2 separate regions of the Homo sapiens genome follow, and region 2 is linked to region 1. Evidence: read pairs that join two places in POLR2A ChIA-PET (ENCODE). Cell type or tissue: K562. All regions are shown on one strand. Each heading gives the region's core, and the rest is flanking DNA. Links, peaks and the distances in the headings are about the cores only.

Region 1 (8,054 bases), core at 954-5,953:
GGCAGCAGGGTGGGCCCTGTGGCTGTACTCTTTGTTGCTGCCCTAAAGTGCCAAGAGAACTTGTTTTGGAATCATAAATCCTGAGTTTGCAGCCTGTTGCTCTCAACTCTTCCCTGGTTGTGTGACCTCAGGCAAGTCACCCTTTCTGGTTTGTTTTCCCATCTGCAAAACAGGATGAGAGCCAGTAAGGCCCCTTCCCGCCCTCAAGTTCTATGTCTCTGGTGGCTTTAAAGGTGGAGTCGTTTCTGCTGCTCATCTGCAGTGCCGAGTGGCAGTGCCTCATCCCACTCTCAGTCCGTGACCTGGAGGGTGGGTTTATACCTTGGACCACAGTCAGAGGTGCCGGGTTCTCAGCGGCCCCCATCTTGGTCCAAGGCTGGGCCTCTCACCTGCCCCTCTCTCTCCCCTCAGTGGTGGCTGGACCTCGTGGAAGCCCCTCTGGCTGTGTGGCTATGGACTCACGCAGAGCACTGTCGGCATCATCGGGCTGGGGCGCATAGGTGAGGCTCCCACCGGCCCGCTTGCCCGCCCCGGCTCTCACAGCGTGGTTTGCATCCCTGGCACCACGTGTCTGAAGGCTGAGAAGACCCACATGCTGTCAGGGCACTTTGCTTGCAGTAGAGATATCTCTAATGAGGGATACAGCTTTGTAAAACACAGGCAAATACATAAATAAACCAAAGCAGGATTCCTTAAGAACTCACCAGGTGATAAAAGCAAGTTGCCTAAGGGTCAGGGGGCTTCATGATTCCGGCTCCATAAAGAACAGATGAAGACTACAAATGTGTTGGGGCCGTTAGGAGTGGTTACCGTGAGAGAGCCCATTCCCCCGACACCTACTCCGGCTTGCGTTCTGGAAGGTATGTGACTCACAAAGCCCTAACTCGGGCCGGAGGGCTCAGTGGGCAGAGTTGATCTGCAGTTCTGCAGATGAGGCAGAGACACTTTTCTTCCAGTGGCCCTTATTTGGAGAAGCCTGGCAGAAGGGCGTGAGCCTAGCCAAGCAGCTATCTATTGGTGGTTCTCTGTCATCCTGCCTGGTGCAGGGGTGCGGGTGAGGGTGGAGAGTGTGGAGAACCTGTCTAGCCAACGAACAGCCCTGCCTCTCACTAGAGAGTTGCTTGGAGGAACCCAACAGCTTTGGGGCACGTTCTGAGCCTGAAAATCCAACTGTACAAATCTGTCTCAGCAGCAGCTTACATGAAAATTGTAAGTTTGGGGTGAGCTGGCAGTTTGGCAGTGCCACCAAAAAGTCAAATGGGGTCTGAGACTGCATTCACAGAAGCAGAGGGTCCAGGACAAAGGAGGGGACTGCTTGACCAGGTGTCTCCCTTGTGAAAACCTCTCCAGTTCTCAGAGGTTAGGAAAAACCTGAGTGGCTTTCCAGATGGCTTGGACCATGTGAGGACAGCATCAGCCAGTCACAGCCTCAGGGGAGCTGAGGTGCTGTCTCCAGATCCCTGGGGCAGTGTGGGCTGGCTGGGGGCTAGTTACAGTGGGGCAGCCAGCCCCCCACCCGCTTTGGAGGAGACAGGAGCAGGCAACTCGGGCTGTGCTGATGAAAAGGGTCTGCCCTGAGGGCCGCTGTTCCAGAAATGCTGGGTGGTGTCCCTACCCTTTGCGGGACTGGGAACGAGACATGGACTCTCCTTGCTCTAGGCCAGGCCATTGCTCGGCGTCTGAAACCATTCGGTGTCCAGAGATTTCTGTACACAGGGCGCCAGCCCAGGCCTGAGGAAGCAGCAGAATTCCAGGCAGAGTTTGGTAAGTGAAGCCTTGATTTCCACAGGAGCCTATCTGTGCCCAGTTGAGAGGCTGTATTTTCTCTCAATGGTGGCATTTTCAGGCAGAGGGCAGGAGCTCCAGGCATGTCCAGGGGCTGCTGTCTGGTAGATGTTTAATCTACCTGCCCCTGGACACTGGCCCACTCAGGGAGCACAGGGACTTACCCAGGTCCTCTCCGAGCCAGCAGAGCAGTCCAGGGCTCCCGTCTTTCAGAGTCCTTTGTTACCATTCCCCATTGTGGGCGGAGCAGCGGGGATGGTGGTGGGTGTGAGGAAGGGCTGGGCACTTTCACTGTCTTTTCCTTCATAAACTGGCAAGCACTACCCTAGCCTTTGTGTGCGCCCCTTAGTCCAGGCGGATCCAGCACCTGGCGGGTCCACAGCCTGGTGAGCAGATGGCAGGCTGGATCTCAAGCATTCCCCACGCCCCTGGGCACTTTGGGCCCTGAAGGTAGTTAAAGCCAGAGTGGTCCAGATCCCACTGTGTGTGATTTGACTTTGTGCACTCATGAGAGTTGTCCAGGTAGAGACTCGGCCTTCAGGAAGCATCTTGGGAGTTTCTGTTAGGGAGTCGGGAGCAAGGGGCTGGTCTCCCGCCATCTGGTTGTCCCTAGCCTGGGACTCAGTGCCTGATGGAGTCCTGCCCTCCCTCAGTGTCTACCCCTGAGCTGGCTGCCCAATCTGATTTCATCGTCGTGGCCTGCTCCTTAACACCTGCAACCGAGGGACTCTGCAACAAGGACTTCTTCCAGAAGATGAAGGAAACAGCTGTGTTCATCAACATCAGCAGGTATCCTAGGGCCACCTTACCCAGCAAGCCTGGAGAGGAGCCATCCCCACTGCTGCCATCTGGAGATTTTCTTCCCCGTGGGTTGTTGGTGAGACCCCAGGCTGAGCTTGCTGGTTTCCATAAACCAAACAACCAACTCAGAAATTCGTGGGAATACACGAGACCTCCGTACAGGGAAGAAGAGCCGTCAGAGTGGGCCTGGCCTGTCTGCTTCTCAGCAGTGGCCCCCACCCGGCGGGGCCTGGCACACAGCAGCGTGGCTTCAGGGAGTGTTCCCAGGGAGCCTCTGCAGGCCCATTATCCTCCACCACAAAGGGCTGGACTTGAGGATCTGAAGGGCCCTCTGGAGGCCGCCTCCCACACTGCTGAGCCTGGCTTTGTCTGGCTGTGGTTCAGTGATACTTTGAACCTTATGCTCCTGGGCGGACAGACCCTAAAACTCACGTGGTCGTAGCTCCTCACACTGTCCCTAGGGGTGCCTTCAGGCCACTGGGCATGTATGGAGGTCAGACCTTCCTTCTCTGCCACTCCAAGCCCTTCCTAGCTGGTGCCCCTTGAGCCTGTTTACATCAGTTTAGGGGAAGGGGGATTGGGTGAGGTCATCCTGAGGACTCGTCCACCCCAAAGGTACCTGTAATTACCAACATTTAGCTACAAAACAGGTGACCTGGGAATGGAAGAGTGAAACATGCAGGACCACAGGGCTCGCACTGCTGGCTGGCAGCAGTCACAGCTGCCGTGTACTGGGTGCCTGCATGTACCCAGGACAGCCCAGGACCGTGTATTACTCATTAGTGCACAAGTATTACTTAGTGCACAATATACAGTCTCTAGAAGATGACTTCTTGCCTTCAGTCGCCGCTCCCTTTGATGGCTGTGGTTAGGGGTGTGCTCGTTCCTCTGCCCTGGTTTAGACAGGTACCTGATAGCACACTGTGGTGCTTCTCAGTGGGGGTCTGGGGGTCAACCAGATCAGAAACACTTGGATGGGGCCTAACACAGATGCCCTTCTGGGCCCTGTTCATGCAGTAGAGCATGTAAGAAAGCTTTAATCCTCCCAACATGCCTGGGAGTTAGGTGGTATTCTCCTTATCTCACAGAGTAGATAATTTGAGACACAGATAATTCGAGGCACAGAGAATTTGAGACACTTGCCCAAGGTCACACAGCTAGAAGGAGGCAGGGCTGGAGTTCTCTGAGTATATAAGACTTACAGACATACTGTAAGTATACCTAAGACTTACTGCTTTAAAAGTCAGTGCCAAGTGAGTGGAAAAATTCATTCTGTAGGTTGTTCTGCCTCAAAGGTGGCCTGGGCGGAGGGATCTTCGGGGTACCCATGTCACCACTGTCATTCCCAGGGGCGACGTCGTAAACCAGGACGACCTGTACCAGGCCTTGGCCAGTGGTAAGATTGCAGCTGCTGGACTGGATGTGACGAGCCCAGAACCACTGCCTACAAACCACCCTCTCCTGACCCTGAAGAACTGTGGTAAGAACTGCACTTTCTGATGCAAACTCCCTGCTGCCCTGCAGGACCAGTGTTTTTGAGGGGGTCCCAAGGGGCCGGGTGTGGAGCTAGTGTGAGCAGGTGTTGAACCCAAAGGGACACACCAGGGATCGTAAATGTTTATGTTGTCAGTGACATGGGTGTATGACAGGAGCAGTCCTCTTGCGCATGCTCTGCTGGGTCTCTGTCCCTAAAGGAACAGAATGTAGGTGTGAGTGGATTTGTTTAAAAAAAAAGAGTGGGCCAGGCGTGGTGGCTCATGCCTGTAATCCCAGCACTTTGGGAGGCTGAGGTGGGTGGATCACGAGGTCAGGGGTTCGAGACCAACCTGGCCGATATGGTGAAACCCCATCTCTACTAAAAATACAAAAATTAGCCAGGTATGGTGGTGCATGCCTATAGTCCCAGCTGTTTGGGAGGCTGAGGCAGAAGAATCGCTTGAACCCAGGAGGCACAGGTTGCAGTAGGCCGAGATTGTGCCACTGCACTCCAGCCTGGGTGGCAGAGTGAGACTCCATCTCCAAAACAACAACAACAACAAAGTGGGCTGACTACATGTCTCCATGTGTTACACCACAGTGACTCGTGTAAAACCTGTTACTATAAATTGCTATTACCAGTTTAGCTGTGAAAAATTAAAAGTGTAATGACAATGCCAATATAACTCGTGCCAGTTTTTCAAGCTGTTGTTTCACAACAAAGCCCCCTTCTCTCTTCTGCTTTGTGGGGCTGGGGCCAGGCCTCTGCACACCCCATTTCTGCTGTGCCAGCTGCACTGGCAGGCCTTGTCAGCGTGGGTGTGGAAGGGCCTGCTCCCTCCTGCCCTCCCTTCCTGTCTTTGGGGGAGTGGCAGCAGCACTTCTTCATCTAGCAGCACCAGTTCCTTCCCATAGTGGCTGGGGAATCCAGTTTGCAGTTTTTCCAACACTTGGTGAACCAGCCCCATTGAGCCCTGCTCAGAGACAAGAGCAACAGCCAGTCAGTGCCCGTGCCACCGAAGTCTGAGTTGCAGCACCAGAAGTGCCTCTGGCAGTTGCTACCTCTGTGCTACCACAGTGCAGTGGTTCTCACATTTTTTTTTTTTTTTTTTTTTTTGAGACAGAGTCTCGCTCTGTCGCCCAGGCTGGAGTGCAGTGGTGCAATCTGAACTCACTGCAACCCCTGCCTCCTGGGTTCAAGCGATTCTCCTGCCTCAGCTTCCCGAGTAGCTGGGATTACAGGCGTGTACCACCAGGCCCAGCCAATTTTTGTATTTTTAGTAGAGATGGGGTTTGTCCATGTTGGCCAGGCTGGTCTCGAATTCCTGACCTCAGATGGTCCACCTGCCTCTGCCTCCCAAAGTGCTGGGATTACAGGCATGAGTGTCCGGCCAATTCTCATACTTTTGAGTTCGTCAGAATCACCTGGAGGAGTGACTGATCAAACACAGGTTGCTAGCCCCATCCCGAGAGTTTCTATTTCAGCAGGTCTGGGGTGGGGTCTGACAGAGTGTGCTCCTCACGGCTCCCAGATGCCACTGATGCTGCTGGTCCAGGGACCACACTTTGTGGTTTGGGTTTTTGTTACCTGCTCAGTGAGTTAACAACTTGATGCGTAGTTAATGATTCTTTATATTAAGATCTGTTCAGGTAGCTGGTGGAGTTTATGCCTCCAGACTAAGAGTGATCAGGGCCTTAGGTTGTCCGGGCCAGTCTCTGCCCTTAATTTGGATTCTGGAATGGAAACCTAAACAAAAGGTCTTCAGCTGCCTTCCCCAGTGAATGCTCCCATTATTGCAGCCCTTGGAAACTCTCCCGTCCCTCCCCCACCCCAGCCTGCAAGGAGCACTGGGTGTGATGTCAGGGCTGTCGCCCACAGCCAGGAAAACTGCCCTCCCACCCCCACCCTAGGTCCTGGAATTCAGCTCACGGCCTGGGGACTGCTTCAAAAGGCAGGTCTTGGTCTGAGGAGAGGGCAGTCAGGGCATGAAGCTGCAGCCGCCACCGCTGCTTCTACAAAATCTAAGCACTGGGCTGCAGCCATGTCCTACTGCCAGCAGGAAGGGAAGGATGCAATCATTTGTGATGTAAAAAGACCATGCAGCTCCAAGCAACACAGCTGATGACCCCAGTGATCCCTATGGGGGGAGCACGGATTGAGGCTGCCAAATGGAGACATTAACTGGAACTGCCTGTGCCTTGGGGGAAGGGCCAGCGGCCCCTGTGGGGAACAATTCAAGCTGGACTTTTCCTGCTTCCACTATAGTATGGAGAATGTCAAGGGGTCAGACTGTGTAGACCAATTGGGGCCATGCAGGAATGCATGCAGAAATACCCAGATCTTTGTCCCCAAGAAGGTGAGGCAGAGGTAGAGGAAAAGCCCGCAGAACATGTAGAAGTAGCAGCTCCCACTGAGGCCACTGCAACCAAAGAGGAGGAGGGGTCAAGTTAATGAAGGCCATAGGACTCCAGTCCTTCCACCCCTTCAGAGTGACACGGACCTTTTGCAAAATGCCATTTAGTCACCCTCCAACAAAGTGTCTTTCCCTCTGTTGTCCTGTAAACTGTAATGTACGAAATAACATATTTTGATGATCGGGGTCTTGGCCTCTTGACATATACGCTAAAAAAATGGGGGTTGTTTTATATGTGTCCTGTGTAAACCTGTCGGCAAATATAGCCACCACTTTTGAATTCTCCTAGATGGCCCTGAATTTTGCCACTTTGAAATAATGTGCTACTCAATCTCAGCAACCAAAAACCATTATCCAGGAATGTTTCTTGTGAGTGAGCGGATTTATTCTGATTCATTATATGTCTGAAACGTTGGGGTGGGGCTGATTAGGGTGGCTCACGCCTATAATCCCAGCACTTTAGGAGGCCAAGGCGGGAGGATCACCTAAGACCAAGAGTTCGAATCTAGCCTGGGCAACATAGTGAAACCCCATCCCTATAAAAAATAAAAAATTAGCCATGTGTAATGGTATGTACCTCTAGTCCTAGCTGCTCAGGAGGCTGAAGTGGGAGGATCACTTGAGCCTAGGAGGTTGAGGCTGTAGTAAGCTGACTATGCCATGGCACTCCAGCCTGGGCAACAAAGCAAGACCCTGTCTCAAAAACTCTTCTCTACTAGAAGAGGCCAAATAGTCAGATGCAAATTTCTCCAAACCTATCCTGACCTTGAGTATGTAAAGGGGTACTATACTTCATTCCTGACATATTTTGGTTTCCATGTTGGCATTCAGCTCCGGGTTTTCTATTTGGATGGTGAAAATTTGGACCCTGCCATTCACAGTCCCTTCCTAAGTGTAGGGAAAGGCTGGTTTTTGCTGTTCATTGTTATTCTGAAAGCTCTGGTTTGGGGTCCATGTTCATGCTGGCTCTCAGTTTGATCAGATGCAATGTTCTTGAGAGGAGGGGACCTAATTGTTACCAGAGAGGAGAAGAAACTCTGTGAATTAAGTACTGAATTATGGCTGGGCGCAGTGGCTCACACCTGTAATCGCAGCCCTTTGGGAGGCTAAGACAGGAGAATCACTTGAGGCCAGGAGTTCAAGACCAGCCTGGGCAACAAAGACCCTATTACAATAATGATAAAATTTAAAGAAGAAAATGTACTCAATTAAAAGGAAACATGATTTCTACCTGGAAAAAACCCAAAAGCAGTTTTATGGGGTTTATTTGGTAAAGATGATGTCTCGCTATGTGGTCCAGGCTGGCCTCGAACTCTTGGGCTCAAGCGAACCTTGCATCTCGGCATCTGGAGTAGGTGGGACTACAGGAATATGCCACTGCACCCAGCTGACGGTTCTTTGGGGGCAAGTAAGTTCACTTGCTCTGGGGTGGGATCAGAGATAACTGTGCTGTTCAGCATTTCATTTTGGAGTTATTTCTGTAGATCAGAAACCTTGTGGTCATGTGGCATCATTTTCAAGGGCACATGGTACAGGTGGCCAGTGCTAAACTCCTATGCGTTCACCATTTTTTTGTTT
Region 2 (8,054 bases), core at 1,693-6,692, 340 kb after region 1:
GGGCCACGTGGGGATTGTAATCAAGAACAGAATGAACAGCAAGGGGCTGTGTGAGGTGGGCTTTGTAGTATCCAGGGGTTGAGGTGCCCCCTGGTTACTATAGGAGGATGTGATTGGCTTGTTAGGAAAATTCCATGGGCTGGCAGGGAACCAAAACTCCTTAGGGATAAAGAGATTATGCCTTGGACCCTTGATGAAAAGTATTTAATTATTTATTATTAAGTTTTAAGGTACATGTGCACAACGTGCAGGTTTGTTACATAGGTATACGTGTGCCATGTTGGTGCTGCACCCATTAACTCGTCATTTAGCATTAGGTATATCTCCTAATGCTGTCCTTCCCCCCGTCCCCCGACCCCACAACAGTCCCTGGTGTGTGATGTTCCCCTTCCCGTGTCCATGTGTTCTCATTGTTCAATTCCCACCTATGAGTGAGAACATACGGTGTTTGGTTTTTTGTCCTTGTGATAGTTTGCTGAGAATGATAGTTTCCAGCTTCATCCATGTCCCTACAAAGGACATGAACTCATCATTTTTTATGGCTGCATACTATTCCATGGTATATATGTGCCACATTTTCTTAATCCAATCTATCGTTGGTTGGTTCCATGTCTTTGCTATTGTGAATAGTGCCGGAATAAACATACGTGTGCATGTGTCTTTATAGAAGCATGATTTATAATCCTTTGGGTATATACCCAGTAATGGGATGGCTGGGTCAAATGGTATTTCTGGTTCTAGATCCCTGAGGAATCGCCACACCGACTTCCACAATGGTTGAACTAGTTTCCAGTCCCACCAACAGTGTAAAAGTGTTCCTATTTCTCCACATCCTCTCCAGCACCTGTTGTTTCCTGACTTTTTAATGATTGCCATTCTAACTGGTGTGAGGTGGTATCTCATTGTGGTTTTGATTTGCATTTCTCTGATGGCTAGTGATGATGAGCATTTTTTCATGTGTTTTTTGGCTGCATAAATGTCGTCTTTTGAGAAGTGTCTGTTCATATCCTTTGCCCACTTTTTGATGGGTTTTTTTTTTTTTGTAAATTTGAGTTCATTGTAGATTCTGGATATTAGCCCTTTGTCAGATGAGTAGATTGCAAAAATTTCCTCCCATTCTGTAGGTTGCCTGTTCACTCTGATGGTGGTTTCTTTTGCTGTGCAGAAGCTCTTTAGTTGAATTAGATCCCATTTGTCAATTTTGGCTTTTGTTGCCGTTGCTTTTGGTGTTTTAGACATGAAGTCCTTGCCCATGCCTATGTCCTGAATGGTATTGCCTAGGTTTTCTTCTAGGGTTTTTATGGTTTTAGGTCTAACATTTAAGTCTTTAATCCATCTTGAATTAATTTTTGTATAAGGTGTAAGGAAGGGATCCAGTTTCAGCTTTCTACATATGGCTAGCCAGTTTTCCCAGCACCATTTATTAAATAGGGTATCCTTTCCCCATTGCTTGTTTTTCTCAGGTTTGTCAAAGATTAGATAGTTGTAGATATATGTGGCATTATTTCTGAGGGCTCTGTTCTGTTCCATTGGTCTATATCTGTTTTGGTACCAGTACCATGCTGTTTTGGTTACTGTAGCCTTGTAGTATAGTTTGAAGTCAGGTAGCATGATGCCTCCAGCTTTGTTCTTTTGGCTTAGGATTGACTTGGCAATGCAGGCTCTTCTTTGGTTCCATATGAACTTTAAAGTAGTTTTTTCCAAGTCTGTGAAGAAAGTCATTGGTAGCCTGATGGGGATGGCATTGAATCTATAAATTACCTTGGGCAGTATGGCCATTTTAATGATATTGATTTTCCTACCCATGAGCATGGAATGTTCTTCCATTTGTTTGTATCCTCTTTTATTTCATTGAGCAGTGGTTTGTAGCTCTCCTTGAAGAGGTCCTTCACATCCCTTGTAAGCTGGGTTCCTAGGTATTTTATTCTCTTTGAAGCAACTGTGAATCAGAGTTCACTCATGATTTGGCTGTTTGTCTGTTATTGGTGTATAAGAATGCTTGTGATTTTTGCACATTGATTTTGTATAAAAAGGATTTTTAAAGCTAGGAGACCTTATCTACGGGAGCAGAGTTGGGAGGGGAGCTTACTATTAGGCTATTTGAAGTATTCCCAGTTTTGACAGATGTCAAGGCAGTGCATAATACTGGGCCTTAATTTTAGGCCTTACATCACAGTATGTAAATTGTAAACTCTCTTTTTAGACATCTGTTTTATGTGCTAGTGTTTGCATATTTTTCAGATAAGTTAGGAAAACTGCAGATCTGAGGTTCCTACCTGAAACTTCTAACTCTAGTCCTCTGAAAATGTTAACCAAGAATTCCCTACTATTAGGCTGGGCACAGTGGCTCCTGCATATAATCCCAGCATCTTGGGAGGCCGAGGCAAGAGGATCACTTGAGGCCAGGAGTTCAAGACTAGCCTAGGCAATATAGGAAGACCCTGCCTCTAAAAAATTAAAAATTAGCCAGGTATGGTGGCCTGTACCTGTAGTCCCAGCTACTCAGGAGGCTGAGGTAGGAGGATCACTTGAGCCCAGGAATTTGAGGCTGTAGTGAGCTATGATTGTACCACTGCACTCCAGCCTGGGTAACACAGCCAGACCCTGTCTCCAAAAAAAAAAAAAAAAAAAAAATCCATATTGTTAAATTAAGATAGCAGATTAAATCAAACCCAGAGTCTTTTTCTCCTACCCAACAAATCAAGCCAAATTGTGAAATTGCTTTTATATAAGAGCATTGTCTGTGATTCAGGGTAAAAAGTTAAAACTTCCAACCCTATTGCATCTCCTGAAGTTAGGAAGAAGGTACCAAATTTATATGATGTTCTGTAAAAACATTTATGTATATTAATGAAACCTCTTTAATAACTTAAATAGTATTACATAAGATTTTAGATAAAAGCTAAAATAAGAATTTCATATATTAAACATTTAACAGCAGGGCCAGCAGGAGGGCGAATTCCGTTTTCCACTACCTCACTGTTTCTGGACTTGTATCATTATCTTTTGTCTGTAAGGTGTGATGCCATAAGGTATAATACACGCACACATGTACTCCTAGTACATGGGGTTTTCTGGAGTAGCGTTCAGTGAACTTATTGTAGCCATTTCTTGATAGCTAATTTAGAGTGAGTTGGCATGTTTTTGCCCTGAGTTGTTCTTATTTCTTTGAAGGAATTAAGTAGACTGGCTGGACAGATTCGAAGGTTGTATGGTTCAAACAAAAAAGCTGACAGGCCATTTTGGATCTGCCTCACTGGATTCACAACAGACAGTCCCCTTTATGAAGAGTGTGTGAGGATGAATGATGGATTTTCTAGTTACCTGGTAAGTCTCTTTTTGCATATTATTTGAATTGTCATCTGAAAAGTTATTGTGGTTAATAGTATTTTTTTTTTACTTTTTCATATATGTTACATTTTCAGTATTGAAGTCTAAAAAAATTCAGAACCTCTCATAAGTTCTTAAATTTAAAATTTTTTCTCATCCTCCTACTGCATTGGCAAAGTACTGTTACCAGTGTCTAGGACTGTATTTTGTATCCCGTATATTTATGCTAGACTGTATACTCCAGGAATATTTTTGGGAAATGCCATGACTCCTTTCTTGTTCTCATTAATGGTGAATTGGGAAACATGAGTTTTGGGGGAAGAGAAGGAATCCCTTTATGAAGTAATGCAAATTTAAGATAAGTTTTAGGGAGTACTAAGGTACTTTTCACCTCTCTCTAGGATCTCATACATTTAGTGATACATATACATGCAAGAATCCAAATGAGTTTCTCAAATGTCACTGAAAATGCCCAGTGTGTTTGCATTGTGTAGCTGAGACTGAGCAGTTGTGACCTTCCCCAGGAAGGTCCATGGAAGTGATGAATGTGAAGGGTGCATTGCGCGGGGCTGCACAGCCAGCTGTTTTGCTGTTACTGTCTTCACAGTCTCTCTTGTAGTGCAGCTAGTTCCAGTTTTCTTCTATGTAGTTGTTTTAATGATTCTTTTACATAAGCCAAACAGTCCTTTTTACAGGTCCACATAGTTCCCTTACTTTCCTGTCTTCGTGCCTTTCTTAGTCCCTCAGCTTTGAGTTCTTCTCCTTTTGTGTATGTCAATATTAATCTATTTTGAGGCTGGGCACGGTGGCTTATTCCTGTAATCCTTGCACTTTGGGAGGCCGAGGCAGGTGGATTGTTTGAGCTCAGGAGCTCGAGACTAGCCTTGGCAATATGGTGAAACCCCGTCCCTACTAAAAATACGAACATTAGCTCGGTGCAGTGGTGCGCGCCTGTAGTCCCAGCTACTCAGGAGGCTGAGGCAGGAGGATCACTTGAGCTTGAGAGGCAGAGGTTGCCGTGAGCTTAGATTATGCCACGGCACTCCAGCCTGGGTGACAGAGCCAGACCCTGTCTTTAAAAAAAAAAAAAAAAAAAAAAAAAAAAAAAAATCTCCTTTCAGAAACCCAGTTCCAGCATTTCCTTCCCCAGGTCATCCCAATGTTACTCCCTCATCTGTAGTCCTGGAGCATGCTCCCCGTACCTCTGTCAGAACCCCATATCGCTGTCTCATTTCATAGGTTTGAACGTCTGTGTCTACTTTCCCTCCTAACTAGGTACTTTCTGAGAAGCTGTCAAGCTGTCACATGTGCAGTTCCTTGATAAACCTAGAGCCATGCCTGATAGAAACTTGAAGCCCAGTAACTAGTCGTTGAATTTTGAGCGGGGTTTTTTTTTTTTTTTTAAAGACAGGCTGAAGTGCAGTGGCATGATCTTGGCTCTCTGCAACCTCTGCCTCCTGGGCTCAAGCCATCCTGCCACCTCACTCCTAAGTATTATAGCTGGGACTACAGGCACATGCCACCATGCCTGGCTAATTTTTTTGTATTTTTAGTAGAGACTGGGTTTCACCATGTTGCCCAGTCTGGTCTCGAACTTTGGAGCTCAAGTGATCCTTCCACCTTAGCCTCCCAAAGTTCTGGGATTACAGACGTGAGCCACCCCACCCAGCCGTGAGCTGTTTTAACATCAGACTGTTTGCATTTTCCAGTTAGACATAACAGAAGAAGACTGCTTTAGTTTATTTCCCTTGGAAACCCTTGTGTACCTGACTCCTGACTCAGAACACGGTATGTAGTTGAATGCATGGATTCGTATAGCCCATTGTTCCTGTGTTTCATTATTCCCTGTGGCAGAATTTATTAAAGCCCCTCAAGAAGGACACCCCTCCCCACCCCCACAAAAAGTAATGCACATGAGCAGTGCTCCTCTTACAGGCAGGGGCCTCACTGGATGCTTCGATGTGTCTTACCATGGCTCACAGCTGCAGACTTAGGGTTTCCATCCTTATCTGGGCCTTGTGTAGTGCCTGCCAGTCTTTCCCAGTGTCCTTGGTCTGCTACCCCACTAGCCCTTCTTGGATCAATGTTAGATCTATTTTTTCCTAGAAAATCATTCATTTCACATAATTTTAAAATGTATTGGTATTCAGTTGATCATAGTATTCTCATCTAATTATTTCACATTCTTCTGCAGTTTTGTTTCCTTTCTGAATCTAATGTTGATTTGGGTCTGCTACCCTTTTTCGTGATTAGCTATGCCAACAGTTTGTCTGTTTTATTGGCCATTTTAGAAAATTAGCTTTTGGTTTTATTGAGCAAGTTTCTTTTTGTTTTCTACTGAATTTCTACTTTTATTGTTAATAATTCTTTCATTTTGCTTTCTCTGGATTTAGAAATTATAAAACAGATTTGATCTCATTGGCCTTCATTTTTTCATTAGCTCTTGAAGATGTTGATCTAAACAAAGTTTACATCCTCGGTGGGCTTGTGGATGAAAGCATTCAGAAGGTAAGTATACATTTCAGCCCCAACATCTGTTTTAAAAAGCAGTGCTTACTTTTAGAGGCATGTGCCCTGTTATAGTCTCCTCTAGAGGGTCTAAGAACTCAGAGGGAACAGGAAGAAAGAGCCATCCCCACCAGGTTGGCCCTCTGGCTGGTGAAGTTCCCTCTCTCCTCATGAGCAATGTCAGCGAAATCAAGAGTCGGGAACTGGACTGGGCACTGTTTGGTAATTACATAGCCATTGTTGAGTTTCTCTCTTCAGTTCTGCAAGGATAACTCTGATATTGACCAAGTAAGCATCAACTCAACATTCTTACTAGCTGTTCTTTGAGGGAGTAGTTTGCTCCTTCTAAGGTTGATCTCTCTGCTGAAATAGTCTTAGCCCAAAACCTCAAACTCCTAGGATTATCCAGATTTTTTTTGTTGGAGTTTTAGAGGAATAATTGGGGTGTCACTGGAATTTTGAAATGTTTGTTATATAGCTGTTTAAGATAATTGTTTATATTTACTAACATATTACATAGATAATAAGTTTAATAAAAGTTAAAGACTAACATATAAATATAAAAGAGTAGAATGAAAGTCTTTCCTACCTTTGTCTCCCAATTCCCCTCCCCTGAGGCAACCGATGTCAAGTTTTCTTGTGTATCCTTCTTTGAGACATTATATGATCACAAAGTATGTGTTTGTGGGTATATTTTACATATAGGTAGAGGTAGATGTGTTCTATCTATGTTCCTGTATGTATGAGATGTATGTATATTTAACACAGATGATAGGTTAATTTAATTGAATTTATTTAAAAAATATTAGTGTTCCATGACTCCATAGTGATCATCTAAAATACGAGCAGGGGCTACTTACAGAAGAATGCAGCTAATAAGGAATGCATAATAGAATTAGAAAATCATCATTTTGTCACTCCTAATACAATTGTTGACTCAGTTGAAAGAAAGGTTGTGGAGGAACCGGCTATTTACATGGTCTCAAAGTATCACCCTACAGATAACAAAGGCAAAGATTTAACATTACAGTAAAGCATTCTGGTGGTCACCATCTTATCCAAACTTGATCAAACTTAGTATCACCCATACAGGTACAATCTCTGCCTCCTGAGGTGTAGTATTCTTGACAGAAAATGTTTTTTTTTTTTCTTTTGAAGCAGGGCCTTGCTCTGTTGCTGCAACCTCGATCTCCTGGGCTCAAGCAATCCTCCCACCACCTCAGCCTTCTGAGTAGCTAGGACTACAGGCCCATGCCACCACACCTAGCTAGTTTTTAATTTAATTTTTTTGAGACATGGTCTCACTCTGTTGCCCAGGCTGGAGTGCAGTGGTGCGATCATGGCTCACTGCAGCCGCAATCTCATGGGCTCATTTGAACCGCCCGCCTCAGCCTCCTGGGTAGCTGAGACTACAAGTGTGTGCCACCATGCACAGCTAATTTTTATATTTTTTTGTAGAGACAGGTTCTCACCATGTTTTCCAGGCTGGTCTTGAACTCCTGGACTCAAGCAATCTACTCACCTCAGCCTCCCAAAGTGCTGGGATTACAGGCATTGAGTCACTGTGCCTGGCCTAGTTCTTAAATTTTTTTTTTAGAGACAGGGTCTCACTTTGTTGCCCAGACTAGTCTCAAACTTCTGGACTCGAGCAATCCTCCTGCCTCAGCCTCCCAAATTGCTGGGATTACGGGTGTGAGCCACCGTGCCCAGCCTCGTGTTTAAAATTTTTTGTAGAGACAGGGTCTCACTGTGTCCAGCCTTGAATTCTTGGACTCAAGCAATCCTCCTACCTCAGCATCCCAGAGTGCTGGGATTATAGGCATGAGTCCTCATCTGGCCCAGAAAATGTTTAAGCTGAATTTAATTGTGAGGAAACAGACAAATCAGAATGTGGGACATTCTGCAAAACAACTGGACTGGACTTAACCGAGGCAGGAGGCTGTTACAGATTAAAAGAGGTTCGTCCAGGCACAGTGGCTCATGTCTGTAATCCCAGCACTTAGGGAGGCCCAAGGCAGGAGGATCACTTGAGGCCAGGAGTTTGAGACCAGCCTGGGCAACACATTGAGAACCTATCTCTACAAAACAATTTGGAAAAGAAGAAAAGGTTAAAAAACCGTAATAGCCAAATGCAGTATGTGAGCCTTGTTTGAATTCTGTATTGAGAGGAAAGCTTTATAAAAAACAGTTTGGGGAAAGTTTAGGAAATTTTAATG

The links. ChIA-PET counts read pairs that join two places held together with the same protein. Peaks named below come from ENCODE experiments on the same cell type or tissue, not always from the same donor. Only the 100,000 strongest peaks of a DNase experiment are listed, where the experiment ranks them.
Region 2: POLR2A ChIA-PET joins it to region 1 with 7 read pairs; 1 of 35 experiments calls an interaction of 5 or more read pairs at or near these places.

The regions. Positions count from the first base shown.
Region 1 is chr9:37,428,073-37,436,126 of GRCh38, forward strand. GRHPR (glyoxylate and hydroxypyruvate reductase) reads left to right here. Exons shown (of 9, transcript NM_012203.2): 5 at 412-500; 6 at 1,660-1,764; 7 at 2,439-2,574; 8 at 3,936-4,066. It also overlaps the pseudogene CHCHD4P3. Among named protein-coding and RNA genes, the nearest start is that of GRHPR, 9.4 kb to the left of the region's middle. RefSeq lists enhancers at 1-469, 470-970, 6,330-6,968. In K562, for the core only: a CTCF peak has its summit at 2,930 (motif pointing left); a DNase peak (open chromatin) is centred at 2,900.
Region 2 is chr9:37,764,902-37,772,955 of GRCh38, forward strand. TRMT10B (tRNA methyltransferase 10B) reads left to right here. Exons shown (of 9, transcript NM_144964.4): 5 at 3,175-3,327; 6 at 5,040-5,118; 7 at 5,771-5,838. Among named protein-coding and RNA genes, the nearest start is that of TRMT10B, 15 kb to the left of the region's middle. In K562, for the core only: no CTCF peak of the experiment used is centred there; DNase peaks (open chromatin) are centred at 4,610 and 5,290.